Regions from separate parts of the Homo sapiens genome. Here regions 2, 3 and 4 are each linked to region 1. The links are chromatin loops, found by intact Hi-C in ENCODE. Cell type or tissue: endothelial cell of umbilical vein. All regions are shown on one strand. Each heading gives the region's core, and the rest is flanking DNA. Links, peaks and the distances in the headings are about the cores only. Region 1 holds the start of MEG9 (maternally expressed 9). Region 2 overlaps LOC124903385 (a long non-coding RNA gene). Region 3 overlaps LINC00523 (long intergenic non-protein coding RNA 523). Region 4 has its middle 120 kb from the start of LINC02285.

What was found. Peaks named below come from ENCODE experiments on the same cell type or tissue, not always from the same donor. Only the 100,000 strongest peaks of a DNase experiment are listed, where the experiment ranks them.
Region 2: a loop joins it to region 1, with 4 times the contacts of the local background. A loop is called at or near these places in 2 of 110 quality-filtered maps.
Region 3: a loop joins it to region 1, with 4 times the contacts of the local background. A loop is called at or near these places in 3 of 110 quality-filtered maps.
Region 4: a loop joins it to region 1, with 6 times the contacts of the local background. A loop is called at or near these places in 5 of 110 quality-filtered maps.

What each region holds. Positions count from the first base shown.
Region 1 is chr14:101,069,495-101,077,003 of GRCh38, forward strand. MEG9 (maternally expressed 9) reads left to right here and starts at 417. Exons shown (of 2, transcript NR_047664.1): 1 at 417-561; 2 at 948-3,443. LOC105370670 (a long non-coding RNA gene) reads right to left here. Exons shown (of 5, transcript NR_188195.1): 2 at 7,040-7,212; 3 at 4,987-5,067; 4 at 3,892-4,635; 5 at 2,484-3,406. RefSeq lists an enhancer at 7,058-7,509. In endothelial cell of umbilical vein, for the core only: no CTCF peak of the experiment used is centred there; a DNase peak (open chromatin) is centred at 3,937; H3K27ac peaks cover 2,462 bases.
Region 2 is chr14:100,689,575-100,697,083 of GRCh38, forward strand. LOC124903385 (a long non-coding RNA gene) reads left to right here. Exons shown (of 3, transcript XR_007064339.1): 2 at 628-724; 3 at 2,220-2,306. Among named protein-coding and RNA genes, the nearest start is that of DLK1, 34 kb to the right of the region's middle. RefSeq lists enhancers at 1-179, 2,683-3,451, 2,941-4,140, 4,615-5,555. In endothelial cell of umbilical vein, for the core only: no CTCF peak of the experiment used is centred there; a DNase peak (open chromatin) is centred at 3,777; H3K27ac peaks cover 1,893 bases.
Region 3 is chr14:100,659,193-100,666,701 of GRCh38, forward strand. All of the region lies in intron 1 of LINC00523 (long intergenic non-protein coding RNA 523), which reads left to right. Among named protein-coding and RNA genes, the nearest start is that of LINC00523, 5.7 kb to the left of the region's middle. RefSeq lists enhancers at 1,330-2,529, 7,406-7,509. In endothelial cell of umbilical vein, for the core only: a CTCF peak has its summit at 4,272; a DNase peak (open chromatin) is centred at 4,299.
Region 4 is chr14:101,232,383-101,239,891 of GRCh38, forward strand. No RefSeq gene overlaps it. Among named protein-coding and RNA genes, the nearest start is that of LINC02285, 120 kb to the left of the region's middle. RefSeq lists enhancers at 13-659, 3,644-4,267. In endothelial cell of umbilical vein, for the core only: a CTCF peak has its summit at 3,052 (motif pointing left); a DNase peak (open chromatin) is centred at 2,999.

The sequences.
Region 1 (7,509 bases), core at 1,258-6,257:
GATCGCTCACCGAATGGGCCTCTTTTCTTGGTATCATATGATGAGGTAGGCTCACTTTCCCCCAGACTTAGCTTGCCAGAATATTCATGGTTTTTTCTCTGTACTCACCTGTCATCTCTCCAACTTGGTGCCATCACCCATGAAGTGGGATGCTTTGGTGCGTGTCTGGCCTGGGGAGAGGGCTGCTTGCTTTGTCAGAAGACTCAAAGCATGATGGGCATCCAAATACCAAAGACCTATGTTGACCTGTGTTTTTCACTCCGCTTGATGGCAGTTGAGGGCTATATTCACTGCCTCAGTTGCATGGAGTGAACAAGACCTAGTGAAGGTGGTGGGTGCGCTGAGACCATCTGGTTGATCTCTCCTGGGTGGGACCAGGTGCTCCCCTCACCACCCCCACCCTTGTCTGTGTACCACCACTCTGCACAGACACGTTGGCTGGTGCAGTCCTGGAGACCCACGGAGCTCACGGTCGTCAGGGGTCCTCAAGGATTCAGAGAACCCCCAAATGTCAGGGCTGCTCCCTTCTTGTCCTGCCTCTCTGCTCACACCCTTGGACAGGTAAGAAAACTGAGGTCCACAGAGGGCAGGGTGCATTGCTGTGGCTTTTGTTCTGAGCACTGTCTCCCCAGCTTTGGGGTTGAGACTCTGGGGTCAAGACCCACCTCTGATGAACGAGCGGCTTCCTTCTTTGTAAAAATTGAGGCGACCCAGACCAAGAAGGGCTGCAAAATCACCAAGCCAGGACCTCAATACCCAAGGGGCTGGGGTTTCGGCCACCCTGTGGCAGAGCTTTTAGAAGCCAGGGCCCTTGGCTCGGCAGTGCTGGCTCATAGTAGGTGCTTAGTTCATGCCTGTCTCCTTGGATGAAATCTGACCATAGACACCAGTGCAAAGCAGGTGTTCAACACAGGAGGGTGTACTGAACCCGATCTCTCTATCACCAGGAGGAAGCACACGGGAGGCACTCAGAGAACGTTTGTGGAATGAATAAATAAAAGCATATTTTGAGGGAATAAAGAAGCAGAAAAACAAAGAAGAATCTGGGGAAGATGGGCATAAATCTCCACCAAGTGCTGCCAAGGCTTCCCAGGCGAGGCTGCTGAAAAGACCCTGTGGAGGTAGAGGGACAATTTGTCATGGATGGGAATGGGCTTGAGGGCCGGGAAGCAGGGCATGATGGGGCCTCATTCATCATTTTCCCGTTATCCCAGCAGCGTGCAGGGGAGCAGGTACAGCACCTGCCTGTGCAGCTGCACTGCCTGCCCGAAGGCCCTAGGCCCTGGGCCAAGTGAGTGACCAGAGGGGGACTGGGAATGGAAAGGACCTCAAGGAAGGACAAGCTGAGCTCTGGGAGGCCACCTCCTCCAGGAAGCCTTCCCTGATTCATCCTTCACAGGCAGTCTCAATTTGCAGTCAGATATCCACTGCTCTGATTCTTAGATCAGCAAGTATCTCCCTACCCAGACTGCAGGCTCTGCTGGGGCCGCGGCTGTTTCTGACTTGTGCACAATGGCATCCCTGTACCTAGCACAGGACTGAGTCCAGAGAAAGTGCTCAGTGATGCTTGTTGGCCTTGTCTCTCCTCTGTGGGCAGCACAGGGCACCCGGCGGGTCCTGAGGGTGTGGACATCCCACGGCAGAGCCTGCGGTTGATCCCGACCATGAACCAAGGCCTGGGGCGGGGGTGGCCACATCAGGCCACTTCTGCCAGGAGAGATGTGGCTGTGAGCTGGGGGTCTGGCCTGTCCCCGGAGGCATTCCTTGGGTTTGCATCCATCAGAAGATCCACTGGTTGCCTCTATTTGGGCCTGGAGCAGGGATGGGATTTTTCCAAGGTACATGGGGTCTAGGGGAGACCCAGGCCCATTATTAGGGTCGGTCTTGAGAAGGCAGAGATCAGGCCACCACTTTATTTGGTGTAGCTCCTCGCTCCATTGGTGTGTGCTGAGTGAATGAATGCATCAGGGACTCCTGCTTCCTGCCCAGAGCCCCCTCCGCACCCCACACAGCCTTGCTCCAAGGAGAAGGGGTCAGAGCCAACTGGACAGTGCTACAGCATGGGGAGCCTCGACCAGGCTCGGCCCTCGACGATGGGATAGGCAGACAGCCCCCTGTGCAAGGCAGCTAGCTTGCAGGGTCCCGAGAGGCCAAAGGCCCTGGTCTTTCCTGGGGCAAGAGGCTGCTGAGAAGGTGCACAGAGCCTGGGTGCAGGAAACCATCCAGAATGCTGCTTCCCGCCATCTGTGAGATCTTCGTTTTCTCTAACACTCAAAAATAGATGTTTCTGTTATGCTCTCTCGTTGGCAGGGGAGCGGCAGGACCTGCCAAGGCCTGGGGGAGCCCGCCAGCCTGCTGAGTTCTACTGTACAAACAGTTGGGGAGGGGGCGCTGTCTCTGTTAACTTGAAATTCCCCGATCAGTAAACATGCCAATTTAAAGTGTAATTAACTCAGGCCGGAAAAAATTCAGATTTGGACTGCTTTTCACAGTTGAGGTTGTTTTTCTTTTATTTATTTATCTCTTTCCGGGTGTGGTGGTATCTGTGGCTGGTTTTAGCCAGGAAAAATAGAAGGGGGACCGGGTGGGGAGGGGGCTGGTTGGGAGAGGAAAGGCTGGAAGGAAAGGAAGAGAAACGGGCGGGTGGCCTGACACCCAGCAGCCAGGTGTCTATAGGTTTTCTGTCCTGGGAGGGGGCTGTCAGGGTGATGCCCGCCTGCAGAGAGGGGGTCATTCTGCGAGGTTGGGCTGCAGACCCCTGTGCCAGCGGGCCTGGTGATTCGGAAATGATGGGGCACTGTGGAGAGACCCCAGGAAAACACCCAGTGCTGCTTTTGACATTCTCTCTCCATCTCCCCTTTCAGCGGCTGCTCTGCCTGGGATAAACACATTTCAAGAGTCTCAGTCCCCGCTTTGCCACCATCTCCTCCTCTGATCTCCTTTCCTGCTTCAAAAGACTCCAGAATCTTCTCGGTTCTCAGAGAAGGCTGAATCCACCTATGACCTAGTGGGAGCACCCTGTGCCGAAACTGTTTACCTTCTGGTCCCCGGAGCCATGGGTCACGACCTGGGCCTCATGTAGGCCCGCTCCTCAGCAGACCCCAATCTGCGGCTTCTCCCACCTCACTGGGGAAGAAGGAGAGCCCTGGGGATGTGGAGAAGCCACCCCCCACCCCGCCACATCCCCCACATCTTACAGAATCTCGATTGAATCCCCGGGGGCACATCCCTCAGCAGGACAGCAACAGTCTTTGCCGCAGCCTGGGGAGGGCTGTGCTGGGGATGAGCGCCGAGTGGCCGTGGACTAAGTGAAGGAAATGACCATGCTCTTCTCCCAGCTGGATGGCGAGGCCGGGCAGGAACCGCGGAATTCCTGCTCTTCGTTTTCAAACACTTTGCTGTCAAGCTATTTGAATAATAAATACACATTATAAAAATGTAAATATGTTTGTGTGTCTGTATGTTCGGAGATGATGTTTGTTAAGCGGGAGGTTTAACAACGGAGGCCATCTGCCTTCAGCAGGGATTCGCACAGAATGTCACTGGCCTTCGCCCAACAAGCACTTTGCAGGGAGCAACCTCCTGAAGTCGGGGCTCACTCCTGGGTCCCCCTCCACTGCATGCGAGCCCCCCGTTCCAAGGCAGGAGCCAGGGTCACGAAAATGCATGCTTCTTCATCAATCCGAGGTCTCAAACGGCTCCCCCAGCCCCACTGCCTGCCCGTTCCAGGCCTGGGGCTGGCAGCCTGGGCCCCACGAGGGGGCAGAGGCCAGAGCCCGGCGGCAGAGCCCGTGCCCACGCCTCGCTGCTGCCAGCCTCCGCTTGGTCACGACACAGCCAGGCTGACTCAGACACAGCCCCAAGCGGGAGCCTCATAAATGACATCATTACCTATGAAACCTGCCGTGTAGTGCGCTAGCAGGGAAGGACACACTCTGGCCGCCCGGTGACTCACACTGTTTTCCCCAGAGCCTTCCTGCTCCACCGCCTGGGTCTGAGCTGGCTGGGCAGGGGGAGGGGGCACTCAGCTTGGCCTCACTCCCCCGCTCTGCTGCAAATGCAAAAGCAATCGGCCAGGCAGCCACCATCCTGCTGAGGGCTGTGTGTGGGGGTGGCGGGGAGGAGGGGGGGCACCATCTCTCCGGCCTCCCTCTGCAGCCCCAGTGGCGCTCCAGAGGGACTGTCAGTTGCCTATGACAGGGGAGGAAACTGAGGCCTAAAGAGGCCCAATGCCTGGCCTCACAGATCCCACAGGGGAGGGTGGCTTCGGCTCATGCTGGGAACCCCCAGGGAGACCCTTCGGCGAACCCAGCCGCTGGGCAAAGCTGCAAAACCTCTGGCTGTTCCTGCTGGGCCTGAGACTCCAGCTTCTCCTGAGCTCCTTTGGTGCAGCCAACTCCTCCTGCTGAAAAACACTTCTACTCTTGAAAGTGGTGGCCTTGCCAACCCAAGATGTCCCCACCAGGTGGGGGGCACTGTAGGGGAATGCTAGTTTTTTTTTCTTCAATTAAAAAAAAGTAAAACAAATAAAATGGGACCTGTTGGGTATGGCCTTCAGAGTCGGAGGACTTGGGTTAAGATCCAGCCTTTGTCATTTACTGGTACTGTGGTTTTCTTGTATCTGGCCTCCACCTCCTAGGCAGGATGAGAGTTAAATGCCTGTTAGGTTCACGTTAAACTGGGGCTCCCCCTCAGTGATCCATGGTTGGGGAGGACCCCCACCAATCCTGAGGTCGCTGTGCACCTGCAGCCCAGACCTCACCCTGGCCCGGGGACCTGGCCTGATGGTCCAGCCCCCCACACACTGCTGGCTCTGGGGCTGTGCCCTCCTGATACGCCCCCAGCACCTGATGGCATCCCCCAAACAGAACAAGAACCGCAAACAGCAACAGCCCGTTTTTGCTCTTAGGAAGCTCAGAGCAGCATCTATGCCAAAATCGTTCACACTCTGGTCCCCGGAGCTACAGGTCACAAGCTGGTCCTCACCCAGACCCGCTCCTCAGCAGCCTCCATCCCTGACCCTGGTTTCCTGGGGACTCTGCTCCGCTGACTTCTGAGCTGTGGGAGCTGTAAGGGAGAGGAGTGGGCCACAGACTTGATGGGAGGATACAGAGGTAGAAATTCAAGTCAGGGCCACAGAGTTGTGTTCAAAACTGGGAACATGACCTGGGCTTGGCACAGAGCCTGGCGCCTGGGATGAGTGGAGAGGGAGAATTGGAGGGCACTGGGATTGGTAATCCTCAATGCATCTTAGGCAAATGAGCTCGGGGTCACAGGGCAGGATACATGGGACCAAGGAACACTGGTCAGCCATCAGTGCTGTGACCCAGGTGGGCTTGAGGTACAGTGGGGGGTCCCAGGACTGGCAGGCCCCACAGAGTAGCCTTCCCTGAGTTTGTCTGAGCCAAAAATCCCAGCAAAGGGCTTTGTGGCCCGTTGCCACTTTCACCCTGGTAGCTCCACCCCATCTCCCCCTTTGCCATGAACTCACAGCTCTCCTGCGAGGCCACAACCCATGCCAAGACTTTCAATGGGTTAAGGAATGTGCACATCTCTAAATGACCACACGTGCCCTGTCATGTACACGTGCACACACACTGACATGCATTTGAGGAATGGGGGCATTCTCTGTGCCTGAGCAGAGGCCAGGGACCCTGGATGGGTAGGAAAGAGTCGAGGGAGTTGGGCAGCAGAAGCACGTGCTGGTAGGGATGGCAAGGAGCCCTGGACGTTGGTGGTGGGTGGGTGCTGTATCAGGACCTGGGCTAGAAGAAAGGCTTGGGATCAGAGTGGACCCAGTTCTCTTTGAAGCATAGCTTTCTTCTGGTTCTTTGTAAGACCAAAGCAACTGACACCTGTGCAGCTGTCCCTGGGTGACTTTGTCTGATATCACACAGCCACAGGACTCTCTCTCTGTCCCAGTCACTACTGAAGCTGACTCTGCGCTCTCTCCCCGGTGATGAGGCCTCTCTTCTCACAGATGGGTGATTTCTCACTCTCATCCAGTTCCCCTCCTGGCCACACTCATTTTCTTATTGAGGCGCAGGGGGTACCACCCCTGGTTTGGGGACTGTTCGGCTGGCCACACCCCCTCTTTGGTGGGTAGCAGAGGAAGTGACACTTCTGACTAAAAAGACTGGGGTCACACTGCCCAAGAATTGAGTGGAGTTTCTTGCACAGAAAGAGTTTGTTTTCCAAAAGACAAAGAAGTTTCTAAGCCTCAGGAAGGGATGCTGAAAAGTCAGTGGACTGAAGCTGGCCAGGTTTCACCCCCAACTTGGGCACTAACCCTGAGGATGGGTGTGGGGGCAAAGGTGGCATCAATGCTGCCAGAGCCTCATGCTCCAACACACCGGAGCCACTAGCCCAGCTCGCCCATGCCTGTGACCTTGGGGCTGTCACTTGAACCCTCTGGGCTTCCGTGTCCTCATAATAGGATCTGGGTTCTTGAGAGAGAGACACCAAAGCATGCCCGGAACAGAGCCCAGCAGCCCACTCCTCCTCCGTCACCCCAGGCCTCTCTGCCAACCTTCTCTGCCTCTCCCATTTCAGCCCCATACCTGGTTTAGACCCTAGGGGGATGCTGGGTGCACAGAACAGACCACCTGCGCTTGGGCCATGGCTGCTGGGTACTGGCCTCTTCCCTAATGAGGGAGGAAGGAGTGAGGAGAGCCCTCAGAGGGGCCATGGGCAGTCCCGGGGTGCAGAGGCTGAGTCCCGAGGAAGTGGGGGCTCCTGCCGCCTCTCCGCAGGGTCCTGGCTGTGTCAGGTGGGGCTGTTGTTTCTCTCGTCTGCTGTCATCTTCCCTTTGCCATTTCCCTCGCGGGGCTGACATTTTCCTGGCAGGTCCAGGAGGAAGGAGGGTGACAGCTGCACAGACAGCCCCGGTGAGGGGGCAAGCCCGGCCTGTACTAAGGCTGTCTCTTCCCCCCGCTTGGGGAAAAGAACGGGTGCAGACCACCCCTTCCATGGAGGGGTAACTTCATGGGTTTCCCCCGAAAACCCCAAAACTTGGAACTGCTGCGGGGTTTCCACCTACCCTGCCTGTGTCCGGCACAGAGCAGCCTCCAACGGTCGCCTAAAAGGCGGGCAGCAGTCCCGTTTGTCTCCAATATCCTCCCTCTCCAGGATTCTCAGAGCACTTGTGATGGCAGCAAACTGAGTCTCAGCGAGGGGTTCACTGGCCCTGCACGGCTCCCGGCACTTTGTAACCTATAACGAGACGAGGACCGTGAGGATGTATTCATATTTCACGCATTCAGCTTCTATTTAACTATGTCTCCGAGCACGCGTGCTCTGAACTATGACCCCACAGAGAGACCACCACCTCCCCGCAACTGCCTGGCAGGGCGCACCAGGCTGCAGAGACAAAGGAATGGGACCTTTAGAAGCCTGGACCAGTTACTGGCACTGGGCGCCCACCTCTGGGTTGGGGAAAATGCCGTGTGCCCAGTGCAGCCCCAAGATGCTTCCTGGCCAAGAGGACCCCGTTCGTCAAGGCCTTTACAC
Region 2 (7,509 bases), core at 843-5,842, 380 kb before region 1:
CCCACCCTGAGTTAGAGCAGAGCCTCAAGCTTGAGGAGATGACTTCTTTTCTTTCTTTCCTTCCTTCCCTTCCCTTCCCCTCCCCTCCCCTCCCCTCCCCTCCCCTTTCATCCCCTCCCTTTCCTTCCTTCCTTCCTTCCTTCCTTCCTTCCTTCCTTCCTTCCTTCCTTCCTTCCTTCCTTTCTCTCTCTCTCTCTCTTTCTTTCTTTCTTTCTTTCTTTCTTTCTTTCTTTCTTTCTTTCTTTTTCTTTCTTTCTTTCCTTCCTTCCTTCTTTCTTTCTTTCCTTCTTTCCTTCTTTCCTTCTTTCTTTTTTTTGATGGAGTTTCGTTGTTGTTGCCCAGGCTGGAGCACAATGGGGCGATCTCGGCTCACCGCAACCTCCGCCTTCCGGGGTTCAACTGATTCTCCTGCCTTAGCCTCCTTAGTAGCTGCGATTAGAGGCATGCGCCACCATGCCCGGCTAATTTTATACTTTTAGTAGAGACGGGGTTTCTCCATGTTGGTTAGGCTGGTCTTGAACTCCCGACCTCAGGTGATCTGCCCAGCTTGGCCTCCCAAATTGCTGGGATTACAGACATGAGCCACCGCGCCCGGCCGAGGGGATGACTTTTATCTGTGTCCTACAGGAGGCGAGTTGCTCTGGAAGAGTCTCAAGCTGGGAAGTGGGAAATCGCGTCTGAGCATCCGTCACGAAGGGAGGGAGCCCTCCAGGAGGTGCTGCAGGTGGGAGGCTGAGAGTGAAAGGTGGCCTGAGCTGTGTGGGACAAAGGATGCACCTCGGAGATGGACCCTAGCTCTGGTGTTGACGGGAGAGCGGATGAGGGAAGGAGAATCCTAAAGGGAACTCCCGAGACCCTGAATTGAACAATTCATCTCCTCTAGGGCCTGACCTCCCTTGACCGCCTACTTTCTTTCTTTCTTTTTTGAGACAGGGTCTCGCTCTATCGCTCAGGCTGGAGTGCAGTGGAACCATCTTGGCTCACTGCAGCCTTGACCTCCTGGGCTCAAGCAGTCCTCCTACCTCAGACTCCCAGGTAGCTGGGACTAGAGACGTGCACCACCATGCCTGGCTAAGTTTTCAATTTTTTCTAGAGACAGGTTCTTGTGATGTTTCCCAGGCTGGTCTCAAACTCCTGAGCTCAACTGATCCTCCTGCCTCGGCCTCCCAAAGTGCTGGGATTACAAGTGTGAGCCACCGCACTTGGCTGGTCCCTGCTTTAAATTGTCCATACCGCATGGACTGGCCCCCTCCCCTCCCTAGCTTTGGTTTTCTCCTGAGCCCTTATCACCATCTGACACACTCTCTAGGTGTATTGTCCATCTGCAGCACAGACAGAGGACACTCTGGGGCTGGGTGAACAGTGTCCACCTTCCTGCAGCAAAGCGTTGCCCCCAAGTCTCCTCTTGGGCAGCTGCTCAGGGTGAGGGGGTGTGTTGAAGCCTTGAGGGAGAGTGACCTCTGCAGCATCCCCTGCGCCTTTGCCCAACTGACCTCAGGAAGGGAGGGGATGGAGGTGGTGGAGGCCACAGCATGAATTCCCTGCACCCTGAGCCCTCAGGCTGCTGAGTGCGATGGCTTGTTGGCTACATGGCTTTGGGAGAGCTAGTTGCACATCCTGTGCCTCAGTTTCCTCACCTGCACATGGGAATCATCATACGGGCTGGTCATCACGTGGTTCTTACCCTGCAGCGCTCGCAGTAGCCCGCTTTAAAGATGGACGTGATGAATGAATGGATTAGTACACACTGGGGACAGAGGGAGTGCTGGATAAAGTTTTGCTGTGATGCCTCTGTTTTTTTACTTGCTGTGTTTCTCTGGGCAAGTGGCTCGGCGTCTCTGAGACCCAGCTGCTTCACCTGCAAAGTTGTGATAACGATGGTGCCTGTTTCCCAGGGAATTCGGGAGGTCTTGATGAGGTGGCTCATAGAAGACGCTTGGCATGAGGCCTGGCACCTTTTAAGTGCTCCATTAGAGCTCACTGTGATGATTATGAAGTGGCAGCGCTGGGACTGGCGCCCAGCCCGGGCGGGCTTACCCGCCTCGCTGCACCGACCTCCTCGGCAGCGACCTCACCTTCCATGGGAAGCTGTTTCCTTCTGGCAGCAGATGATGGGCAGAAAATTGAAAAACCTAGTCAAAGTAGCATATTCGTTTCCTAGAGCCCCCGCTCCTTCCCATCACCGTAATACAAGCCAGAGATAATATCCTCCCAAATAGGTTTACTGAAGTCAACCCATTACAAGTGCGGACATGCTTGGAGATAACAGAAGCCTGCGAGTTCTTAATATCCTGCCTGGCATGCGGGAGGAATAAATGAGCGGCGAGACCAGACAGCCCCGGCTGCAAATACGCTGCCACGTCCCTCGGCCATCCATCAGCCCGCGTGTCAGGTGGTGTCTTTGGCCCCGGGTTTGGGAAATATTGTCACCATAGGGATGGAGTCAAGTGCCTCCTTTCAAAAATAGATCTGCTTAACATTTATTAACTTAGACAACTGCACCAGAAAAACAATCAATTCCTTGAACTCTATAATCACGCACCTCACATGGCTCCCTTCCTTAGTGTCAGTTCTGGTGATAAAGGTGGTTTGGGTCCAATGGGGAGGTGAATGGCCTGGAAGCGGAGGTACGAGAGGGTGCGAGGCGAGGTGTCTGGCTGTGATGTTCCGCAGCGAGCTGAGACCCAATTACTTTTTGACCTACTAGTCTCCAGAGCCAGTCATTCATCACGCTAGCTGGGGCCAGGGGCCTCCTCAGTCCCTGCCCGGCGCCGGGCTGGGGCCAAGAGCATAGAGAAAGCAAAAAGTGGTCCTGCCCCCAAAGAAGCTGCCATTAATTGAGAAGAGACAGTGACAAGTATCTGGGATCACTCTTGGTGATCTCATCCTGTCCATGGCTGTAAATTCCACTCATGCTCTGATGAGTCCTGAATTTATGTTGGCAGCCAGGACCTCTGCCTTGAACCCCGAACACTGCCATCCAAAAATCCTCTCCATACCTTCACTGGGATGTCTAATGGGCATCCTCAACATGCCCCTGCCCCAGGCTGAGTCCCCAGTCCTCCCTGCGGCTGCTGTCCTGCAGCCAGCCCCATCTCCTGCAGCCAAAGTGGGGGTCCTCTTTGACTCCTCCCCTTCCCCAACACCCCACAGCCAACCTGTGAAGAAGGCCTGTGAGACCTGCCCTCTGAGACTAGCAGGTTCCAGCCACACCAAATGGCCTCCGTGGATGGCTGGGGCAGCTCCCACCTGGCCCCGTGCTTCCACGCGTGCTGTGCCTTCCCATTCATCTCGACCTAGCGGCTGGAGGAATCCAGCACAGGCATGAGCTGCACCAAGCCCTCCTCTGTCCACAGCCCGCCAAGGGCTCCTGGGTCACCCGGCCAAACATGAGTCCCTGCCAAAACCTCTGAAGCCCTGGCGCCCTCCAGTCCCTGTGCCTCCCTGAGCTCATTTCCTACCACTCGCCACCTCTCACTCCACCACAGCCACACGCACTTCCCATGTACTCTGCAAACACGCCGGCCACACTCTTGCCCCAGGGCCCTTGCGCTCGCTGGCGCCTGGGCGTTCTTCTTCGGGTCTGCTCCCTGGGCCTGAAACTGCACCTTCCCCTGAGCACATTCCTCTAATACTAGCTCGCTCGCCTTGTTTGAGGTCTGTCTCCACCGGCAGAAAGTGAGGCTGGGGTGGCTGAGGTCTGTGCGGTCATTGCCGAGTGCCCAGGGCCTTGCTGGGCACATGCTGAGCACTCAGGAAGTGCGTGCTGAATGAGTAAACGAGTGAATCACTGATCGAATGACACATAGCTCTCCCTGAGAGGGCTGCCCACCCTCCCTGCCACTTCAGAGACTTCCGCTGCGGCTCTTTCATGGAGGCGGCGTCCTCTCCCAGTGGACAAGCTGGAGCCTGCCCCTGCCTGGCTCTGCTCTTGTCATGGACGGTGTGGATACAGGCTCAACCCCCACCTGCCCCTGCCTGAGTCTGCAGGGACAGTGATATCTCTCGAGGTCACTTCATCTCTGAAAAGACCTTCCTCCTTCCCTCTCCATGGACGGAACATCTTCCTCCCTCCCTCTCCATGGCTGCAACATGTCAGCCTCTCCCCTATGTTTCCCTTCTGGAATATTCCATTCAATAATTCCTCTTCCAACCGCCTGTCCCTCTGGAAACCTCAATTCACAATTAAAATCTCCCACTCTCTTGACCACCCCTACCTGGCTCCTCCAGCATCGGTCCCTACCCCACGACCCAAGTGGAAACCTGGGGTTCCTGGTGCCTCCCCGGCCACCCCCTGCTCCCCTCTCCCCCAGCCCCCTTCTCTGCAGCTCCTGAGTCTCCACGCCCCGTCCACCCCTTCTGCGTACCCACCCCTCCCAAGCACTGGATGGTGAGGCGAGGACTAGGCCCTGCAGCTTGTGGGGCACAGCAGGCCCCCAAGAGAGGGTGAGACTGGGCAGGGCAGCGGACAGCCCTCATGCTGGAGTAAAGAGGTGCCACTTATGCATGCGACGAACCCCTTAAAGATGAGCCGCACAGCCTCGGGCCTCTCGGAAGCTTCCAGGCTGTATGCCCTGTGTTCTCTATTGATACAGTTCAGTTCGATCCACTTAACAAACATTTACCCAGGGCACACAGAGCGGGGGCGGCCCTTGGGAGGTGCCCTTCCGCCCACCCCTCGGAGCCGACTGCCTCTGCCCCTTCTCCCCTCCTTCTGTCTCATCCTCTTCCTCTGAGCCCTCTCCTTCTCTTCTCTCCTTCCTCTCCCTCCTCCCCATCTCTTTCTTCTCCTCCTCTGCCTCTTCTGGAGGCTCCTCCAGAGACCCCTTCCCCCCACCCGACTCTCAGGGTCTCACACTCTGCCTCAGCCCCGAGCTCCTGGCTGCCCGAGCCCGGCTGGCTCTGAAGGAGGGATGGGGCGGGGAAGCGGGCTTCCTTGGGTCCACTTTGCAGATGGCTGCGAAGATGGCCAAGGAAAGGGAGACCCAGGCAGGGGGAACTGCCTGGGCAAAGGCACACGGGTGGGAGGCAGGTGGCCTTCCCCGGGACCAGAACACACGGCGGTCAGAAGGCAGCAGCAACCATGCCTACACAGCAACAGCGGCTGCGGCCAGTGCTGCGTTACACTCGCGCCTTCTTGACGGAGCATGACTAGGGCTGCTCCTTGGTGGAGGGGCCAGGGACATCTGAGTGGGCTTGCAGAGATAAGCCTGCCATGGGGGCTAAGGACTGGGCCTGGTTTGGGACTGGCTGTAGGCGCTACTTCAGGGAGGATCCTGTCCACTCACCTTTGTGTCCCCCAGTTGGGCCTGGGTCGTGGAAACGCTAGCAGTGGTCAGCTCCAGCCTGTGCTTACTATGTGTCTGGCGTAGATCCAGCACATTTGCACGGATGTAAACTCCCAAGCCCTCCCAGGGTCCCTCAGAGGAAGGCACTGCTATTATTCCTATTTTACAGATAAGGGAATGAAGGCACAGAGAGGTTTAGTAGCCTGGCCAAGGACACACAGCACAGCAGGGATTCAAACTGTGGGAGTAGGTGACCTGCAAATGCTTGTGGCATTGACGAGTGAACAGACAAGCTGAAACTGTCACCACATGCCTCTGACAAGACGGAGGGTGACCACAGCCAGGCTCTGGGCCAGCTGTGCCAGGGCAGAGACAGATGGATTTCTTCTCCCAGCTTGTTCCTTGGCCTGGTGATGGGGAGAAGTGAATTCTCTTAGCTGACTCTGTTCATTCATTTGCTCATCTGCTGATTCATTCATTCATTCATTTATTCATCAAGTACTAATCAAACACTCAGGCCCTGGGGAATGAGGGGTGACAAAGACCCAGCTCCTGTCCTCCCTGGTGTAGCCGCCTGGCCAGCAGGAAGACACTTAGATGGGGCTCCACAAGAGGCAGCGTGGTGTGGTCAGAGAGTGGTCCCCGAGGGGCCTCCGGGGATGAGGAGCTTGCAGGCTGAGCTCATGCAAGGAAAACAGGCTGGGTATCCTCTGCTCTGTCTGGGAGGCTCAGTGCTCTCCCGCTCGCTTGGCGGGGCACCGACCTCCTGCCGCCCGGAGCCCTCCTGTCTCTGACTTTGTTTTCCTTCCTCTCATCTTTCTCGCCCACTTCTAATTTATCTGTCTGCGCCGGTGTCACTTCCTAAGCCCCCCTAAAGCCTGTGCAGAATGAACTGGGGATAAATAACATGAACGCCGCCAGCGACGGCATGTTGGGACGGCCAGATCCGCCCAGAAGGTGATCAGAAAAACTTCAAGGACTTAATTGTTCCGATTGCCTTGATTTTTCTATTCTAGCCAAGAGCCTCTAAGGCCAAAATGGTGTCCCTGTCTACACCTCCCCTCTTCCACCCCCTGATATTCTCTAAACCAAATTAAAAAAAAAATGTCTGTGTGGGTCAGGGAGGAGGGGTTCCTCTGAAATTGCTGAATGAGAGTATTCGGCCTTGAGAAAGTGGCCTCCAAGTCAACCGGCTTTGTAAGTCACTCTTCATTTAAGATAAAAAGTGAATTTGTTCATCTTATCCATATTTTGTCGTTTGTTCTAAGACATTTTTTTCCCCTCAACTCTCTCTGAACAAAAATAGCCATTTGACCATGAGTTAGAAAGCCGGGGGCCCTTCCGGCCCCTGCTAGCCGCCCCCGCTTACATCTGGAGAGCACAGCCACTTTCAGCACCCCTCCCTGTTTTCATCTGGGTTTCTCTAAAAGATGAGGGTTCTAAATGCTGTCGACAAAACCGATCACCTGCTCACCCTTCCTAATGGGGCTAAGCGCTCCGGGGTGAGGTGTCTCGGAGCACCGCACTGTGGCTGCTGACAGATTCAGCACGAGCCAGGCCAGGGAGAGGGTCTCATCTTTTATGGACCTATCTCGTCCATATTCTTTTACAAAAATCTCACTCTGTTGAAAATTCCTTTCCTAGTTATTTTATCATCAGATAAATATGTCTTCAAAATCACAGCCATAAACATGACATCCAAAGACCTAAAAAAAAAAAGAATCCAAATCTCCAGCCTCCCTGTTAATCCAACATAAAGGAGCCAACCGACGTCACCACCGAACTGGTTGGTGAGGAGTTGAATGGAGGTACTCTTAGCTCTGTTCTTCTCACTGACACATTCAGCCTTATCTGATACTGAAGGCTTGAGGCAAGTTCCCTGGCTGCACCATCTTCCCCCGAGATTGTGGGAAGGCAGCTGGTCTTTGATCTGCCCGTGTGATTGTGCACAGACTGTGCTTTCCACAGGACTGATCCGAGCCAGGCGCGCTCTCCACTCAGTAGCAAAACCCTCTGGTGCTGCTCCTTTGGAACACGCATGACCAGCATGTAAATATTGCTGCCAGGGGCTGGTTTCTTGCAGCGGCGGCTCAGAGTCTTCTTGTCTGGTTCAGTGGCCTGCCAAACCCTTGTGGAGCTGGAGAGTTTGGGTGTTGTGGTAATCATGGAGACAGGGAGAGTGTTGGACTTAGTGGACACTGGAAGGTAAACCGGGGAAGTT
Region 3 (7,509 bases), core at 1,261-6,260, 410 kb before region 1:
CTTGGCAAAAAGGGGACTGGCTCCTGCGAGAATTCCCAAGAGGATTCGAAATCCCTGGAGCTTGCCAGACTTCTGCTAGCTGGGGCCAGGGCACTGCCGTGACTCCTCAGTTCTCCCGCTAGGGAGATGGGGCTAAAAGTCTTGCTCTGCCCACCGCAGGGTCTTCTTGGGAGAATAAAACGAGGCCAAGCGTCTCCAGAAAGCTTGGGGCTTCTGCGATCAGGGGGTTGGGATGGAGGCCCCACAGAGCCAGTATCAGCAGAGCAGGGCAATAACCCACATTTCATAATCCTTGAACTTGGACAAACAGACACTGGGTCCCATGTCAGCAGGCCTAAGGCCGGAAGGGTGGCTCGCCACCTTCTGAAGACAGGGATCAGAGGCCCAGACAGGGATTCCGGGGCCTTGGGGCCCCAGCACCATGCCCGAGCTCCACGTGAGAAGATGAGCTCAGGCCTCCGCTCCCTCTAAGCTGGTGGGTGGGAATTTGGGATGGGATTTGTGCGAGGTGAGGAAAATTGTTTCTAGTTTCCTCCTTATGGGGCCTGAGCTGGGCCCCTGTGTCTACCACTGGGGCAGGCCTGGGCCCAGCTGTGGATAGCTGCCATGCCGGCCACTTCACCTCTGGCTCTGCCAAGCCTTGTCCCCGTGGGGCCGCCCTCCACCCCGGCTCTACTGTGCCAGAAAGGAGGCCCCAGAGGCCAGGAGGCACCTGGTCAGCCCACACCTACACCGGCCAAGTAGCAGGTGGACTTTTCACGTGGGAAGCCAGACCAAATCTCTGGGCTCCATTTTCCTGCTAAAGGGAAACAGAAAACCTGGAACCCATCAGTTGTCATTGGGGATGGAGGGGACAGAAGGGACAGGGCCACCTCAATCCTGTCCCTCGAGACCTGAGACAAAGATGTACAAGGTGTGGAGCAGGCAGCGGGACCAGGTTCACTCCCAGAAACCTGGGCTTGGTGAACTAGGGGAGCCTGAGGCTTCGGGGTAACCGGAGAGAACGAGAGAGCTTCCGCACAGTGAGGCTCGCGGCAAGTGCGCAGTAAATGTTAGCCCTGTGGCTGCCCTCCCCGGGACTCAGTTGACCCGTCTCGTCAAACAAAGAAGTCACTCAGAGCATTGGTTCACCCAGGTCCAGGGTGCTGAGAGGGCTGTTCTAGGGGTCTCTGGGTCCCCCATGCCTCCCTTCAACCAGGGAAACTCCCTGAAAATCTATTCTACATTTTGGGCTTCTGGATAAGAATTCACGGGAATAAAGGATCCCACAACTAAAATACATTTTGTAAAAAGGCTGGTTTGGAGACGCATGTGCATACAAAGGGCAGCCCGCAGCCCTCCTGCTCCAAGTCTGTTGGCGGAACTTAAGCCCAGGCAGCCTGTGTGCAAGGGGAGGGCAGCCTGGCTCTGTAGGAGATGGCTGGTTTCAGGGTGGCCTTGACCTTACTATCACGGAGTTCAGTGACCTCTTTGCAGACCTGCTCTGGGCTCAGCTGGGATTCCAGGGACTATCAGCAATTGGAGGGGAGTGTCCCTCCCCACTGAGAGAGGTGGAGAAGGACAGGAGCAGACAGCCCTGCAAATGACTCATCCCTGCCCTCCGTGCCTCAGTGCCCTCATCTGTGAAATGGGTATAATAGGAGTGTCCCTCTTCATAGCGTTGCATGGATGAAATGAGATAATGCATCTAGAGCTCTTAGTGTGGGCGGCCTGGCATGTAGTAAGTGATCAATTAATGGTGGCATGAGTCACTGTTACTCATATTATTATTCATATCGCAGTGCCCTTCGGCTTCTTCAAGAATGTATACTGAGCTGGCCTCACTCCAGAGTTGTTTACTTGTGCTTGTCTTCACAAGGTAATTGAGAAGAGGCCAAAGAGAGCAAGGGCCAGCCCTCCGGCCGCCTGCTTCCCAGGCCGGACTGTTTCCTTCTCCAGGGCCACCTCTGCAAACTCTTCAAAAGAAGCAAGGTCATACTCCCTAGTCTAAGCAAAGGAGGAAACCAAAGGCAGCTTTGATATGTCAGCTTAGGGAACAAGCTGACGGCACGGATCACAAGCGCTGGGTTCTGCCTGAGCAAATGGCTCTAAATGACGTACTTCAGGCTCTCCTCTTAATGTGCTGGGTGTTTATGATTTTTTAAGAAGTGCCTCATCAAAAAAAATGCAATAATGATGCTCCTAACTTAACAGCAGCACTTTAGAAGAGATGAATTATTCACATCAGAGATGAAACAGGGACTCTACAAACTGGGCCAGCTGAAGCAGTCCCTTTCCCGGGAACTATTTTTATCTTTTTTTTACAGTCTTTCATCTTGGGAGACACGCGGTTCGCAATGTACGGGGAGCCCATTGCTTGGAGCCCAAGCTGGCAGGATGTCAAACCTGAAGTACTAGGCGTCTTGGAGCTTCTGCCTGGAGTACGAAATCCGAGGAAACTGAAGTGTGGAAAACGGGGCAGTAGCAATGTGAATGAGGATGATTGAGGGGTGCTGGGGACTCCCTGTTTCTTAACCTTGGAGGGCTCTCAGAGGCATGCTTCTCCATCGTCGACCCAGGGCACCATGGAGCTATCTTGCCCTTTCTTTTCCTGACATCCAATGATTCCCCACCTAATAGTGCATGGAGCTCTTGGGAAAGAGTGTATAGATTCTATATGGTGTGCATGGAGCAGCTGGCCCTGAGGAAGGAAGGGATTTCATTATTGCAAGGCTCAGGGGCAAGTGTGGACTAGCAGGGTCCCAAACTCTACAGGCCTTGACAGTCCAACATTGTCACACTCAACACTCGCCCATTTGCTTTAAAAAGCACCCTAGACCTGCACTCTCTGATATAGCAGCCATGAGCCACATGGGTACTGAACACTTGAAATGCAGTTTGACCAAATCGAAAGGTGCTGTGAGTGCAAGCAGCATACGGGACTTCAGAGACTTAGTACAAAAGGAGAATGTAAACGATCTCGTGAAGATTTCTACATCGATTACACATTGAGATGATAATATTTTGAATACATTGGGTTAAATAAAATATATTGTTAAAATTAATTTCACCTGGTTAAGAGCCAGGTGAAATTTACTTTTCAAAACATGTTGCTAGAAATTGTGAAATTACTTATGTGGCTCACTTTACATTTTTTTTTTTTTTTTTTTGCCCAGGCTGAATGGAGTGCAGTGGCGTGATCTCGGCTCACTGCAACCTCCGCCTCCAAGGTTCAAGCGATTCTTCTGCCTCAGCCTCCTGAGTCGCTGGGATTCTAGGCACATGCCACCACACCCGGCTAATTTTTGTATTTTTGGTAGAGACAGGGTTTCGCCATGTTGGCCAGGCTGGTCTCGAACTCTTGACCTCAGGTGATCTTCCCACCTCGGCCTCCCAAAGCGCTGGGATTACAGGTGTGAGCCACTGCACCCGGCCTCACTTTACATTTTTATTGGACAGCACTGCTCTAGAAAGGGAGCTAGGAAGATAGTAAGTAGTGGCTGACTCTTGGTGGTGGAATTACAAAAGCCTTTCCCCCCTCCTTTTTTAAAAATAATTTTTCTGTGTTTTTTAAGCTTTGCAGAAATGCCACAACTAGCCATTCTTGCTTTATATCTGCAAAGGCACATCTATTATTATTTTTAATGACTCTCAGAGCTTGTTGGGAAATGGGACTGAGTTAAGCAGCTTCCTGGAAGGATCAGTGTCAGCAACCATGCTGTGGGGAGAGTCAGGGAACAGCAAGAGTGTCGGGGGCTTTGAGGACTCCAGAGATTTGAACTGGGCTCAGGGTTCAAGAGCTCAGGTAGGAACCAGAACCCCAGTGAGGGGTGATGGGGAAGCTTATTAGTGAGACACAGGAAGTGGCTCCAGTGATGGCTTCATGGCTTTGGCCTGGTGGGGCCTCTTCCGGTGTACACAGCAGGAAGCTGTGCTCTTCCTGATGGACGTCAGCTCCTATCTCTCCTGGGGAGTGGAGGCTGCTCTGGAGTGGGGCCAAGATCGGGAGGCCCAGGAGAGAAAAGGGCCTGCAATCTACCTCCCAGTCAACAAGATGCTATAATAAAAACATAGCCAACTGTCACTCAGCGTTTATTACGGTGCCAGGTGCTGCTTCACATACTTTCCATATTTTAACTCATCTATTCCTGAATTGCAATCTATGAGATAGGAACTATTATTGTCCCCATTTCACAGATGAGGAAACAGGTGCAGAACCGTGGAGTAACCTGCGCAGGGTCTCCAGTAGAAAAACAGGCCCTTGGTCAGATGAATTTACCCACTTCGGCCACCAGGGGCGCTGTTGGCACAGCTTGAACTCGAGACCAGCGCTGTCCAACGGAAACCGAACGTAAGCCACATTTCTAAAAAGTACACAAGAAAAGTGAAATTAGTGTTATATTTTCTTTAACTCGGTATATCCAAAATAGTATCATCTTGGCATGTAATCAACACGACATTTATTAGATACTTTACTTTTTTTTTGTTAGACTGTGTCTCGAAATCCAACATGCTGTTTGTACTTAAATGCACTTTAGATGTGAGTTCCATTTTAGGCACCCCGTAACGATATGTGGCTCGTGGCTGCTGCATTGAACAGTTCAGCCACTAAAATCAAAGAACTAGCCCAGGATGGCGAATTGGTCCATCCAGTCTACCAACCCTGATTGTTGGTGTTGGTGCTTGGAGGCATGCTGTGATTGATTAGCAATGTCTGCTGTGAACGTGGAAGGGGCACTGTGGGAGGGTCTGTGTCTCCTGTATACTGACTGATCATGAGCCATGCCAGCACAGTGAAAAGAGACCTCTGTATTCCTGTGGGTGGTCGTGCACCAAGGGTTGTGGTGACCTCCCCCTCCTCTGCCCTCCTGTGGTTTTTACTGTGTGCGGTGGGCCAGGCTCCAGGTATACTGATCCTGGGTCCTGTGTTCACATTCCTGTGCCTCTGTTTTCTGGCTGTGACTCCAGATGAGCCACTATACTTCTGCGAGCCTCAGCTTCCATATCTGAAAAATAGGCGTAATAACCACTACTTAGCAGGACTGCTACATATATGAAGAATTGGCATTCAATAGACATAGAGTAAGTGGTGGCTCCCCATTCTTCCTCCTGCTTCCCCCCCACTCTCCTCAAGACAGACTCAAAGTCTGTCCTCACCCAAAACCCTCTCGGGAGGCAGACAGCTCCTTACTGCGCCTTCTTGGCGATCTCTCTGCCCCATCCAAGGCTGAGTGAGGCCTCCTGCTTGCTGGCTTCCTGCAGTGCCCCTCTGCCGGCCCCTTCTGTCAAGGCCAAGGACCGACTCAGCCCTCAGCAAGCTAGCACAATAGCCCTCCCCATCTCTGGCTCCAAGTGGGCTCTCACCTATCAGACAGCTGATGATGCTGAGACACTCTGCTGGTTCCATGGTTTTTTTGTTTTAGTTTTTTTGAGACAGAGCCTTGCTCTGTCACCCAGGCTGGAGTGCAGTGGCTTGATCTCGGCTCACTGCAACCTCCACCTCCCTTGTTCAAGCGATTCTCCTGCCTCAGCCTCCTGAGTAGCTGGGATTACAGGTGTGTGCCACTATGCCCGGCTAATTTTTTTGTGTTTTTAGTAGAGACAGGGTTTCACCATACTGGCCAGGCTGGTCTCGAACTCCTGACCTTGTGATCCACCAGCCTCGGCCTCCCAAAGTGCTGGGGTTACAGGCATGAGCCACCGCACCTGGCCCTGGTCCCATGTTTTTTAATAACCACCCCCCTCGGCCACTGTAGACAAGGACGTTCTCTTCCCGGCCTCCAGTTAGGACACTGGCTCTCCTCCAGCTCAGCATGCAGAGGCCTCCCATGGCCTGTGCCAGTTAGCACCTCTCCCAAGACACCTGGGGCCCCCTTCTGGGGAGGAATTTACAATCAAGCAACATCTGGCAGAGAGTGAACTGTAAATGGTGAACACGCTGGCGAGGCAGCGACTCCAATTAGGAAACAACTAGATTTCTCTAAGTATGATGGGAAAGTAATTCTCTGGCCAACAGAGTTTAATCAGAATGTTTTATGCAAGACGTATCCCTGACCCTGACAAATCTTCCCCTTCTTGCTGGAAATTAAACAAATACATTGTCAGCGCGGATTCCGATGAGCGCATAAACAGATGTGGGCTGGTACAATCATGAAATTGAGGAGTTTCAATGACTGAGACGAGCAAGAAACAGGCTGGAAGCTCTGCTGTGTCCTCTAGGCTTTTAGCCATTCCTGCTGTGTGCTGGGGGCCCCAGGAAAACAAAGACTTTCTGCCTTGTCTGTGGCGTCTCTCCATACCCCACCCCCAAAGAGACATCCTTTTCCTCCTTGTGACCCTGTAGTCTAAATGGCATCCTGAATTCCCTTCGGTTCCAGCTCCTGCCACCCTGCCCTGGGAGCATTTGCCCCAGCATCTGTCTCCCCTGGCAGGCCGTTCTGATGTGTCTTCACAGCCCTGGCATCCGGGACAATGCCTGGCACACAGCAGACCTTGAACAACTGTTTGCAAGAGGAAGAGAGGGAGGGCGGGAGGGCGAAGTCCGGGGACTCTGCCTTCCAGGAGGTTCCGTGATCAAAAGCTGACTTGCTTCTGAGTCTGTGGAGCTGAGCTGCAACTCAGCCAGGCTGCAACTCTGTGTGAGGCACTGTTTACTGACCAGGAAAGTGGGCAGAATGGCAGGTGGTTGCTGTGAGAATTACTTAAGGCAGTTGACTCATCTGGCACAGAAGAGGCATGAGCTGGTGGTGGTGGCAGTCGGTGGCTCACACTCCATGGGAAGCAACACTCACTGTGCCGAGTGCCTTGGTGGCAGTGTCGGGGCAAAGACAGAAGGAAGGCGGGAGAAAGACCAATGGTTCCATCCCAGAGGAGGGTGCTACTGGGCTGGCTCTTGAAGTCCCAGAGAGGTGACTCACCTAAAATCTCTCAGAGGGGGACGTTCTCGGGGCAGCCTGGCTTCCCCAGCGCCTTCGGAACCTAACACCTGGGCTTTCCCCCTTGCGCTTTCCCAGGCGCTTTTGGTAGCGTGTAGGCTCATGGACCCTTACCCAGGTCTTCTCATTGACTGTGGAAAATCACCTGGAAAACTTTAGAAGATTCTATTCCCCCAGACCAGCCTTGGAAGTTCTTGTTCAGGAACAGCAGGATGAACCCTGCCTCAGGGTTTGGGACAAACTGCCCAGGTGTGGACCATCCATTTAGCAAATGACTGTAAACGGTAGTGCTTTAGTGACTTGAGCACTCAATGGGATCCAGACAGACAGAGCAGGTGAGAGAGGACTGAGTGGGTCAGAGCCAGCCTGGCCGAGTCCCTGCTCTCCACTCTCCAGCCCTTCCCACTGTGTTCACCTGGGGGCAGGGATTTCCATTGCACAGGGAAGGAATGTGCTGTGCCCAGGGACACCTCCCCCATGGATCCCCATCCAAGGACTAGAATGCTGCCTGGCCCCTTGCTACAGCGATCCCGTGCTTTCCTTTCTCTTTGAGTTGGTACTGTTATCTCAACAGCCTTGGCTTTCTGGGTGAAGA
Region 4 (7,509 bases), core at 1,162-6,161, 160 kb after region 1:
GAGGAGAGGAAAAGGGCCTTTCAAAACAAAGCTTGGGACAGCCCATCGGGCCTCTTTCTCCTTGCCTAGCAGAATTCTTGGTGACATGTTGCCAGCGTTCAAGCACAGTGCACACACATGAATGCCTGCATACACATGCCCACATACACATGCCCACACATGTGCCCCCCCACAGGCAGGTACGCACACAGTCACGCACACACAGACGTGAGCATATGCACTCGCACACACACACACGGTCACGTGCATACATCCGTACACACATTCTTGTAAGTGCACACACACACGCTCACATGTAAGCACGCACACACACATGAACACACAAGTGCCCCCACACACAGTGCTGTCTAGTGCTAGCCTCGGTTCCTTTCTGTGCCATCGCCCATGATTAATGTGGATGCTTTCATGAATGTGTTTTCTCTCGGCGCCGGGCCTGTGCTTAGCCCGCGTAAAGCAGTGCTCTCAGGCCCAGGAGCTGGGGTCTGGTTAAAGCGGTGCCTCGCTGTCAAAAAATGTTGGCAGCTGGAGAGCAGAGTTTGCAAAGGCCAAGAGGAGACGTGTGGCAAAATGAGGGTGCACAGTGCACCCTGGGCCTCAGGGGCTTCCTGAAAACCTGCCCTTCCTCAGGCCCCAAGGGCCCACGGCACAGACCACTCCACCCCGCACCATTCCTCCCCACACTGCTCCTTCCCGCGCATTCTTGCTCCTGCCCCGGCGGGCTGTTTGCAAAAGGTGCTGGCAGGCGTTTCCCCAGGAAGGCCAGGGCCTCCTGCATGCGCCTCTGCGGCCCCCTCCACGTGCCAAGCCACCAGGCCTCCCGCCTCCCTAAGCCCACCCAGACGGGGGCTGAGTCTTGGTGAGCAAGATTGATGGCACAGGATCAGAGCCAAGGGGAGGCTCCTGCCAGCCGGAGGCCTGGGGAACTGAAAACATGGCCTCAACAGCATCTCGGGACCGAGGAGCTCAGAGGAGCATGGGGAATGAAAACCTCAGTTTTGGTTACTCTCTTAATAATCCAGGGCCCTCGGAGACGGTGGGGAAGATGAGGCCTCTTATGCTGATGGCAACGGGAATCCCTCAGGATTTCAATCCCCATTCTGGGGGAACTGTTGAAAGGGGCCCCTTGCCGGGTGTATAAAGGGATCCTCACAGCAACCCCAAAGGTTGGGCCCCATTGTCCTCGTTTTACAGCAGAGGAGGAGTGGAGACTGGGGGATGGCGACTCCCCAAGGCCACACAGCGGAGGGTCGGAAGCAAGGCCCACCTTCCGCCCTCACCCACACAGACCCCAGCCTCAAATGCAAGCCCGTTAAGGCACACTCTGTATGTAGAAACTCTCACCGATTTTGTCTGTGCACAAAGCTAAACAAACGTCCCTAGAACAGGATATGGGATTGTGGCAGGCTTGTCTGGCAACTGGGAGAATTGGATTTAGCCAGAGAATTTCTTCCATGAAAAAAGGCTGTGGGCTGGAACCTGTTCACAGCAAGTGGTGAGGCCAGACCACGGCCCACAGCCACAGCCCACAGCCCCATGGCCCCACAGCCCCAGAGCCCCAGAGCCCCAGAGCCCCACCACACACCCTGCCTGCTGCAGATGTACCCTCTGCTGGGGCCTCCCACGTCCCCCTCTTTGAGGTGAGGGAGTCGGGTGGCCCTCCTTCACCGCACCAGCAGAAAACCCAACAAGGAAAGCGCAGCCAAGGGCTCTGCACCCACAGCCAAGGGCTGTATGTCCAGGGGGTAGGAGAGACGGTCCCCTGGGGGAGCAGAGTAGGGAGGTCTCGAGGAGCCATGACCTTTCAGGCAGACATGGCACTTAGGGGTGAGGAAATGCTTGTTTGCAGAGAGAGGAAGGGAGTGGGAGCTGGGGGCTGTGTTGTTTCCATATTCACAGAGCCAGATGAAAATAGGGTGGTCTAGAGTCGGTGGGGGAGGGACTTCAGGGCATCGGTTCTCATCGCCCACCCGACAGGGGTGGGCTCACCAAGGTCCCTGAGGGGAGCAGCTCCCCCTGCATTCGGACAGCTGTGAAAAGACACTCCTGACTTGCGTGTGACCCTGCGCGAGCCACTCCCTGTGCTGGGGGCCCAGGTTTCCCTTTGTAAGACAGAGGGAGGATGGCAGCTGCAAGAAGACAGCTAAGGACAATGGCGGAAGAGAGAGGGAAGTGGGGGAGCAGCGGGGGTGGGGGGCCTTTCTCAGACTCCAGCCTAGTGAGGAGTCCCTGCGCAGAAGAGGACACGACCACCCAGTGCGATCACGCCGCACAGTGGGGCTGCGGGAGAGCAGAGAATCCCCCTCTAGGGTGGGCTCCTAAGGGACGCGGGGTCCAGCCTCGCAGAGGACACGGCCCAGCTGGGGTACAAGGTCAGAGGGAGGGCAGTGAGCCCAGGGACCCGGGGGTCTGCTTGGCAGCAGAAGGGGCTTCTGAGGAAGGCCCAGCCTGGCGGTGGGGACCTAACAGGGGCTCACCCTGCTTCAAGCAGCAGGGTCTGAGCCCAGCTCCCAGCTAGGCTGCCGGCAAGGGAGAAACAAATGGAAAATTCAAGGTCCCTGCATTCCGAGAGGGCATTTGGTGCCTCTGCCACCCTCCTGGGCCTGTGTGTGTGCCGTATGTGCAAAATAGGGTGCGTGTGTGTGGGAACATGTCTCTGTGGGTTGTGTGTGACTTATAAACGCGTGTGAGTGCACGTCTGTGTACATGTGTGAGTATGACTGTCTCTGCGTGTACATGTACATGTGTTTGCGTGTGTGCACTTGAGTGTGGATGTTTATGAGCGTGTACGTGTGTTCATGTGTGTGCTTACGTGTGTGTGTGTGCGTGATTGTGTATGGCCAGGGCTGTGATCACAGACATCAGGGAAAAGCTCAGTACCCAAGCAGGGCCTTGGTCCCCAAACCGCCTCAGGCAGGAGAGGCGGGGGTGCCTGCCAGGGCCCCTCACCACCCTGGGCCGCTTCCTCCTGGGCAGGGCCCGCTGGGCAGGGAGCTCCAGTGGATCCCTGCCAGGTCTCCTGGCTCGCACTGCCCCCCAGTGGCCATCCTCAGTGCCCAAGGGCCTGGGGCTGGAGTGGACAGCGAACCACAGATAGGGCCCCGGAAGGACCAAGGCCATGGGCCCCCTCTGTGCAGGGGCTCTGTCCTCCAGCCCCCCTCCAAGAAAACAGCAGATTTTCTGACCTAAGACCTCCAGACCCACCAGGATGGTGCCTGTCCCTTCCAGGTGGGCCACCTCGCCCAGGCTTCTGGAGGGGAGAACCAGCCCCTTTTGACTAAACCAACTGCCAGGGATCTTAAAGAGGAAGGACCAGCCCATCCGATGCGCCCACCCGGAGATGCCTCCTGCCTGCCACCAGCTCCTGGTGGCCTCTGCCAGGTCACCCCTTGGTTCCAGACCTCAGCTGCAGCATCTGGGTTGGCAGGGCTGAGGACCCTCGCAATCAGACATCTCATGAGTTTTGGACTTTAAGACCTGATCAGCAGGGTCTGGGAGCTGCCCTGAATGTACCCTCAGAACCCCCTACAGAGGGGATCCTCAAAGCTTCTGCAGGATTGAGCTGCGTGTCCTGCTGCTGGAGCCAGCCACCCGGGCTTTCCCGTTCTTGGGAGGAAAGGAAAGAGAAGAACGAGTCCTTTCTGGGCCAATGAGGACTCAGGCCAGGAAAGCGAGGGGCTGGGCCAATACCCATCCCCCTGTCCCTGCCAGACGCATTTTCAAGAGTCTCTATTTTGGTCAAGAGAGTGGGCCTGGGAGAGAAAAGTGCTTGTGAGCGGAAGTTACAGAGGTCCTCTCAGGGCCATGGTGATGGGTGGGGGGCCCTCAGGAGGTCGGGCAGGGCTGTCCTCCCACCACAGAATCCCCCCAAACGGCAGCCTCATAGCATTGTCAGAACTCGTCTTCCTTACACAATTTCCGGATGAAATATCTGAAAAAAAAGAAAAACAATGCCCAGTTACGTTGGAATGTCTGACAAAGATGCAACATTTGAGATACGCTTATATGAAGACGTTATTTATTGTTGGTCTGAAATTCCAATGTAACAGAGTGTTCTGTGTTTTTATTTGCTGAGCCTGACAACAACAGCACTGTCTCTCCTCCAGGTTCCCGGTGGATTTTCTCTTTCCCAGGCACAGGGCTGTGCCTTGCTCCCCTGAGGGACGCCCATCTCAGGTGATGGGGTCTGTCCATCTCGGGCTGCCTCTGCCAGCTCCCCACTTCAGATGGACTCTAGCAGCTGGGCTTGCACAGCCCACTGCCCGGGGTCCCGCAGATGAAAACACCCCACTGGGGTTGTTAACTCAAAAGAATGTGCCTATCGGCTCAAAGTTCAGCTGCAGTCGCATTCATGGCCTCCGTCTACTGGACGGCCTCCCAGGGTCCTGGCACACATGCCAGGCCCACCTTCCCTCATTCAGGTGCCTCTGAGGGCCCGTTACCAGCAGGGCAGGAGGAAGTTGTGGAGTGTGCCAGATCCTTGCCTGCCTCCATCGCTGATGGTGGACCTTATCTTCTGCCTTTGTCCTCAGGCCCTCCCAGGGTGCATCCCAAAGGCATTGGTCTCAGCCCAGGCAGGTAAGCAGTGGATGTGTGACCTGTCACTGAATTCTGCAGCTCCTTCCCACTGCTGGTGGTAGGTGAGTGCCAGGCCCTGAGGACTTGATGCTGGTCTTGGGGGCTGCGGACTCAGCATGGGGTCCCCAAGAAGGGGTCCGAGTCCCCCTGTGATGGGCAGAGTCCATCCTTCTTAGAGTCTGAATTAAAACAGCCTCTCTGTTGTACAGAAACACTCGCTGCGGGGTTGGCTGAGCAGAACCTTTGCGTGGTCTCCCTCCCACCCACTCTGGCCCAGTGTGTCCTGCTCCCAAGACCTCATGGGTGCTGTGGCCTGCTCCAGATGCCCTCTCCACCGGCCAGCCCCATCCATGCCCATGGGCACACAGTGCCTAGTCTCACAAAGCAGCTGTCAGGTAAGGGGACTCCGCCTCCCCTGGCCTCCTTCCCAGGTGGTATCTGGAGGAGACACAAGTCCTAACTTCCACACTCCTCGGTTTCTTTTTAGGCAAACTTGGCTGATTTCAGAGCACTGGCCACCCCTGCCTGGACCCCTCAGCTCCGTGTCCCCAGGTCTCTGCCAGGCAGGAACACATGTCCAACGCCGCCGCCGCCTCCTGCAAGTGCTAAGGCCCCAGCCTGGACACTCAGCGCCCATCCTCCACAGGACAAAGCTCCAGCTTCCTGCAGGGCCCTCCTCTGCCTCCACATTTTTTTTTTTCCAGGCTGGAGTGCAGTGGCGCGATCTTGGCTCAATGCAAGCTCTGCCTCCCGGGTTCACACCATTCTCCTGCCTCAGCCTCCCAAGTAGCTGGGACTACAGGCACCAGCCACCACGCCCAGCTAATATTTTGTCTTTTTTTTTAGTAGAGACGGAGTTTCACCATGTTAGCCAGGGTGGTCTCGATCTCCTGACCTCGTGATCCGCCCTCCTCGGCCTCCCAAAGTGCTGGGATTACATGTCTCCACATTTTTTTTCACTGAGAAAGTCTGTTTTGAAATCTTTAAAACTAATGAATAAATTAATGATATGTTCCAGCTTCCAAAAGGACCAAGTTTCTAAATGGAGAAAATGGTGCCTTTGCAGCAAGAGCCAACCCCAAGGACCAAGTGCCCTAAAATGAATCTGCTGATGTTCAAAGGGCAGAAATGGGCTGGTCCTAAGGACCAGGCCACCCAGTGAAAGTGGGTCTCCAAGCGTGCCTCCTGCCACCCCGGTCTCAGAGGAGGCTGGCCACTCCTTCAAGGTGACCGTTCCTCAGAGGGTCTTGGTGCTCTCATCTGTAGAAAGAAACTGTCTCCAGCCCTCAGAAGTACTGTGAGGCAATGGGATGGGGGAGGCTACCAGGAGTCACTCAATTATCAAGCAAATGGGGTGGTCCCTGAAGAGGCAGAGAACTCCAGGTAGAGCCCAGAAGTCCCAGAAGAAGTCCAGGCACTTGCTGTGTGCTGATCAGGTGGGTGAGAGATGGGTCTCACGCTGGGCTCTGACCTTTCTTCTTCCCAAACCACCCACGAGCTGTTGGAAGTTGGGGCTGTGTCTCTGTCATGCCTGTACTCCTCTGGTGCCTACTGGGTGCCCAGTGAGTGATCAATGGATGCAAGAAGCAGCAAATACTGTTGGCTGCATCTGATATGTGGTTATCAAATATAAGGTTTCAAATGAACCTTTTAGGCCTAAGAGTCTTTTCTCAACAAATGATTCTTGAGGAGCTATTTTCACATTGTTCAAAAGGTTTATGTCTGCTCACCACTCAACAGGCAACGTCTGACATTTTAACTAACTGCTTCTTGTGGACTCATCCCTGGTGAGCACCCAGGTACCTACCACATAAACAGCTTGCAAGAGGTACTTGATGAATGAATGAATCCATCAATAAACAAAGGGGCTACATTGTAACAGGTGGCCTGCCAGTATGTCTCTTTCCTTAGACTGTGAGTTCCAGGAGGGCAGGAAGATTTTCGCATTTATTTTTTATTCCCTGGAGCAGGCAGGAAGGTCCCCGCATATTTCTTGAATGAACAAAGGGATGAATGAAGACACACTCGTACAAATAGATGCATTGCATCCTTCCTGTGGATCAAACCACCATGATCTCAACAAGCAGCACCTACGAAGCTCCTCTGACGATGAGAGCGGGACAGCTCCATCCTGTTGGCTGTACCAGGAAGCCCAGCCTGCTGCAGACTCATCCCATCACATACCTGTGTTTCTCAGAAACTTATCAGGAAGAAGGCAGTGTCTGTGACCTCAGCCCTTCTGCCAGGCGCTGCTGGCCCAGGTTCAGGGTCAGCTGCAATTCTCCCTCGGTGGGTGCCGACCTGCAGAGCTCTTGCCGCAGGTGTTATGCAAACAACTGGGGCCACCGCAGTGTGTGCATGGCCCTGCCTTGTACTCTGAGAGCTCGGCCCCTTGAAAGATACCCTTTGAACTATTGAAAGGGCACACTTCCAAGCAAAGGGTAGTGTTTGTGCTGACCATCCTCCCCCAGCAGTGTTAAGTCTTTCGGGGCAAGATGGTAAGATCCACAGAGGAGCCTAAGTGGAGGGAAGGACATGGTAAAGATGAAAGCTTTGGGGGGCTTGGTGTTGGGAGCTTGTGCATCTCCCCGGGAGAATATCTCGGTCCCATCTTGGATTTTGAGAAGCCGCACACTGCGTGTCTTCTCAGCTGCTTGCTGGCATCTGCGGAGCCAGCTTCAGAAAGAACACGTGGATTTAGGGACCAGGGGCCAGCCAGCCCACAGATACAGATGTTTCACCTCTAGAATCTCCAGATGTTGCACATCATTCTGCAGTTTCTCTTTCTGCAGCTCGCTCCTCCTGAGAAAAAGACTTAAAGAAGGCAAATAGCTCAACCATTACAGTCACATCAGCGGATATTCTCCACAACACCCCCTCCCCACATTTTTGCTGAGAAAGTCCATTTCAGAAACCTTTTACATTAATGACTAA